2 separate regions of the Homo sapiens genome follow, and region 2 is linked to region 1. A link is a loop called in an ENCODE intact Hi-C map of the cell type or tissue named here. Cell type or tissue: natural killer cell. All regions are shown on one strand.

Region 1 (2,500 bases):
CACCCAGGCCTGAGAAACAGGAGGAGCCCTCTTCTGGCTCCCGTGCTCAACCCTGGATGCAGAGTTTCCCATCTATTATTCACCTAATCCCCACAACAACCCAACAAGCTGGACATAATGATCCCTCATTTTCAGATGGGGAAACTGAGGTCCAGGCAGCAATGAGGGCAGAGACAGGATTTGAACCCAGCTCTATATGCTACCCAAGACCCCCAGCCAGCTCACCAAGCGCCATCCTCCCCTCTCTAAAAATGGTACATGTGGGGTGGAGTATGCACCCAGGCCCCCAGGAGGCCAGGCTCGAGGGGGGCGCCGGCTTGCTCTGAGTCAAAATGGGCCCCTGGATGAAATGAATAAGAAAACGGCTTTAACCGTTTCATCGCCGCGACGGGCTCTGCCAAAACTTCCTGTGGGCTGGGAGGAGGGGTTGGGGGCTGGGTTCCCGGAGGTTTGCAGGGGTGGGGGTGGGGGGTCTACCAATTCAGAGGCGGAGTTGGGGGGGGCGCCTCTGGCTTGCTAAGGGGAGTCGCTGGCCCTCGGATGCTCGCTGGTGGGGGAGGCCTTCCCCGCGGAGAGCGAAGTCCCCAGAACTTGGTTCTCGGCCCCACTGTCTGTAGGGGTCCCAGACTCCGCAGCCCCCTCCCCAGGGGCCTGAGTCACACGCGGGGAAAGCCGGGAGGGGTGAGTCACGGGGGCGGAGAAGCGGGAGCGAGGCCAGCTGCGGCCAGGGGACCCCCGGGCTGGCCTGAGTCACGCACGCCCGGGCGACGCTGACCCCAGCCCCCTTCTCCCGGGATCACGAGCGGGAAGCGCATTGTCAGTAGACTAGGCAGCTGGAGGAAAAGCAGGATGGCTGGGCGGGGAAAGGAAACACGCGCCTGGCTACGCGGGAAGCTCTGGTTCCCATGGCAACTGGGGGGGGGGTCTCAGCTCCATGGGAAAGGTCCCTCCCCCAACAGGGACTGCCCTCCCGTCAGGCGCTGGGGAAGCCCCCGGGCGCTCGGTCGAGGGGCCACAAGTTTCGGATCGGGCAGGAAGGGGTTAACGGAGGCCCCCTCCCGGGTTTCACCGGCGCCCCAAGGTCCCGGCCGGGGCGGGGCTGGTCCTGCCCTGCGCGCCTCCGCTCGCCCAGCCCCCGCCACCGCCCACGCACGCGCGCACGCAGCCAGTGCAGAGCTCCCGCCCTTCCACCCCCCGCGCTTGCACGCACGACCGCGTCGGGTTCCACGCACGCAGCGACCCCCGTCGTGTCTCACGTCACGCACGACGCACGCGCCCCCGCAACGCGGGGAGGGCGCCTCCCGGAGGGGAACGGCGGGGCGGGAGGCCCTCTGCGCACATCACTGCGTCCGCGCAGCCTGCTGTCCTCTGTGACTTTGACTCCCACTTCCCGCCCCCTACACACAAAGTCACAAACAAACTCCCCGACCCACAGTGTCACACGGACGCAGGATACACCTGCCACATCTTGGCACCAACCCATTCTAGTCCAGCCAGCCTCGCAGCGAACACGGACACACGTGGATGGAGACGCAGACAATCACACAGGCACGTCAGTCACATAGCGTTTGTGATAGGGACGCAAACAGAGCCATATTCATACATAGGTAGGTGGCAGATACATCCTGATAAAGCAACCCCATCCAGCAAAATAGGACGGGCGCAGTGGCTCAGGCCTGTAATCTCAGAATTTTGAGAGGCCAAGGCCAGAGGATCGCTTGAGGCCAGTAGTTCAAGACCAGCCTGGGCAACATAGCAAGACCCCTGTCTCTACAAAAATATTTTTTCTTAATGAGCTGGGCATGGTGGTGCATGCCTATAGTCGTGTCTATAGTCCCAGGTATGTGGGGGTTGAGGCGAGAGGATCACTTGAGGCCAGGAATTCAAGGCTGCACTGAGCAGCGATTGTGCCACTGCACTCCAGCCTGGGCGACACAGGAGACCCCGTCTCAAAAGAAAAAAAAAAAACAGGAACAGGGAGGGACACAGTTTTGCACACCAGGGCTTGTTTTGTCACACAGCCACACTTCTTCCATGGTGATTGTGGTGGCACAGAGATACATACAGACACATAAGATAGTCATGCCATCGCATGACCCCTGTTACCACAAATAGGGGGCACGAAATGGGATACAGTCACAGAGACAAGACCACGTACAGGGACACTCAAAACGTCAAGTGGACGGCCGGGCGCGATGGCTTACGCCTGTAATCCCAGCACTTTGGGAGGCCAAGGCGGGCGGATCAGGAGGTCTGGAGATCGAGACCATCCTGGCTAACACACTGAAACCCCGTCTCTACTAAAAATACAAAAAATTAGCCAGGCGTAGTGGCGGGCGCCTGTGGTCCCAGCTACTGGGGAGGCTGAGGCAGGAGAATGGCGTGAACCCGGGAGGCGGAGCTTGCAGTGAGCTGAGATGGCGCCACTGCATTCCAGACTGGGCGACAGAGCGAGACTCTGTCTCTTTTTCTTTTTCGTTATTTATTTTTTTTATATTTT
Region 2 (2,500 bases), 260 kb before region 1:
GGAGGAAGAAGCCTACGAGAAAAGGGAGGGAGAACGGACAGGCGCAACCACAGCCTGTGGTCCCCTGATGCCCGCCATGGGGTCAACACAGTGCAGTTGTCAACCCAGTGTGCCTGCTGCCCCTCTCTCCTACCTCCCTGGCAACAGACTGCTGAGCACCGTGGGCCAAGGTCTCCAGACTCAGCATCAGGGAGTTCTTAGAGCCCTCCTTGGGCCTGGCTTGCCCTGCTGCCGTTCCTTTCCTTGGCCTCAGTCAGGGTTTCTCAACCTCATTACCCCTCATGCTGGGGCTAGATACTGTCTTCTATGGGGGGTCGTCTTGTGCAGTGTAGGACAGCTAGCAGCATCCCAGCCTCCACCCACGAGATGCCAGTAGCAACCCCATCCCAAGTAGTGACAACCAAAACTGTTTTCAGCCACTACCAAATATACCCTAGGGGCAGAACCACCCTCACTGAGAACCCCTGTGCTATCAGGAACACATGCATCACACACAGCTCTGGGGCCCATGCTAGCCACAGACCAGGATACCACTGTTTGTCCACCTAAATCCATGGTGGCTGTGGAGCTCCCTCAGAAGAGAGCCACTGTCTCACCATGACAAGTGCCACCAGGTCTCTTCCATTCTATGCAGGTGAAGGCCTGTCCAGAAGTAAAGCAGCCTTCAGCATGGAGCCCATGTGGTCAGGGTGCTGAGCCCTGTGCTGCTCCCAGGTATCTGAGCTGCCGGCGGGCCACCGCTGTTCTCACCATCCTCAGTACTGCAGTCATCCCGTGTCATCCCACAGCCTGCAGTGGGACCTTAGCCCACTCCTCACCCCCGGAACCTGACCTGCCTCTTGTCCCAGATCTCCTTAGCCCCCGGGAAGGGTTGTTGTCTTTGTGCCATATCCAAACAGAGGGCTTTTAATAGCAGCTTCCTGTGGGGCTGGGTTCCTCCCATCCCTTGCCTCTCACTCAGCTCAGTCCTGACGGTGGAGACGCAGCGCCCTGTAATTACGACAATTGTAATCTCTTTTACTAACAGGTAGATTAATAGCGAGGCAGGTTCACAAAGAACCCCAGAAAGGAACTGCTCAGCTGCTGAGCGAACGGGAAAGGCCTGACACTTCTCACAAGCATGCACGCCCTCTGACTCAGAAGCTACAAGCCACAGGGGCCAGGTTGGAGTTGGGCCCAGGGGTTACATACCTGCTGTGCCCCCTACTCACTGCACTCCTACTACAGCTCATAGGAGTAACAAGAACTTGAACCTCATGACTGAGAAGTTTCCTCTTACGTTGTTGGGGTGTGAATTAAGCTGACATTTATACACACACACCCCAACCCATACTTGTACACAGACACCCACCTCCTGACACTCAGACACCCACACAGACACCCGCAGGTTAGCACATCCTGAACACCCTGCAGAGGAAAGAACAGAGCAAACCTCATGAACATATGCATCCCACCCACGACTGCGTGGCCACAAGCCCTCTAGACACTGGATGGCCCACACTGCCATGCCACAGCCCCAGCTGAAGGAAGAAAGGGGAGAAACGATGCTGTCGCCTCCCTCTGTCCTACACAACTACCCACATCCACTGCTGCAATTCAAAAGCCTCTTGTGGGGCCTCAGGAGTCTTGAGGCAGCTCCCACTACCCAGGGCCTGAGGACAGTCAGGTTCTGGGTAAGGTGGAGTATCACAGAGAAAGGGTGGGGGACAAGGGTCAACAGAGGCTGAAGACACTTACGCTTCCATGGGCCGAATAGGATGTAGAAAATGATATAAGGCCCGATTTTCTCTTTTTTCTTTTTTTTTAAATTTTATTTTATAGAGATGGGGGTCTTGCTACGTGGCCCAGGCTCGAACTCCTGGGCTCAAATGATCCTCCCACATCGGCCTCCCAAAGTGCTAGAATTACAGGTATGAGCCACCACACCTGGCCCTACGGCCCAGTTTTCGAGATGAATAAGCATGCATATTCAGGCACACAGATAAGAGTGCCATGGCAGTGGGGACCAAGTCTGATGAGAGCATGCTCACTTACACACAGGGACTTGGGGCAGGGCACAAGGGGGCTGTGTGTCCCTGCCTGCATGGCCCTGGGGGACACTGTCTGGGATGCAAGGGTGAGAGAGGGGGTGTCTATGAGTGATGTCAAAGTCCACAGTCCACAGCAACAGCTCACCCTCCCCTGGTCCCCCTTCAAGTCCTGGGAGGACATGTGCGACCTTGGCAGCCCCAGGGGCCTTGTGGCAGACTGCGCAGCTGGCCTCAGGTGTCAGCAGCAGCTGCTTCCTCAGGAGCTCTCTGGCACGTGCTGGCGGCCAGCATGGGCTTGCACCTCAGAAGTGGACCTGGGGGCTGCTGCCATTAAGATACCATGGCCAGCACCTGCTCACCACCAGACAGTCTCAAGAGCCACTTCTGCAGTCCCAAGGCCAGAAGCTGAGAGGAAACTGCCATGCCACGGTGACCCCCAAGGGTCCCTCCCCTTCTAGCAGTGCTAACAG

What was found. Hi-C counts contacts between places; a loop is a spot of excess contacts. Peaks named below come from ENCODE experiments on the same cell type or tissue, not always from the same donor. Only the 100,000 strongest peaks of a DNase experiment are listed, where the experiment ranks them.
Region 2: a loop joins it to region 1, with 3 times the contacts of the local background. A loop is called at or near these places in 1 of 110 quality-filtered maps.

Annotation. Positions count from the first base shown.
Region 1 is chr19:12,781,310-12,783,809 of GRCh38, reverse strand. It overlaps a transcript of HOOK2 not described here. Among named protein-coding and RNA genes, the nearest start is that of MIR5684, 4.6 kb to the left of the region's middle. RefSeq lists silencers at 910-1,419, 1,450-1,499 and a cis regulatory region at 639-1,519. In natural killer cell, no CTCF peak of the experiment used is centred here; DNase peaks (open chromatin) are centred at 29, 349, 1,329 and 2,049; H3K4me3 peaks cover 1,171 bases; H3K27ac peaks cover 2,425 bases.
Region 2 is chr19:13,043,275-13,045,774 of GRCh38, reverse strand. The region is part of intron 2 of NFIX (nuclear factor I X); the gene reads right to left. Among named protein-coding and RNA genes, the nearest start is that of NFIX-AS1, 29 kb to the right of the region's middle. In natural killer cell, no CTCF peak of the experiment used is centred here; a DNase peak (open chromatin) is centred at 1,414; H3K27ac peaks cover 1,602 bases.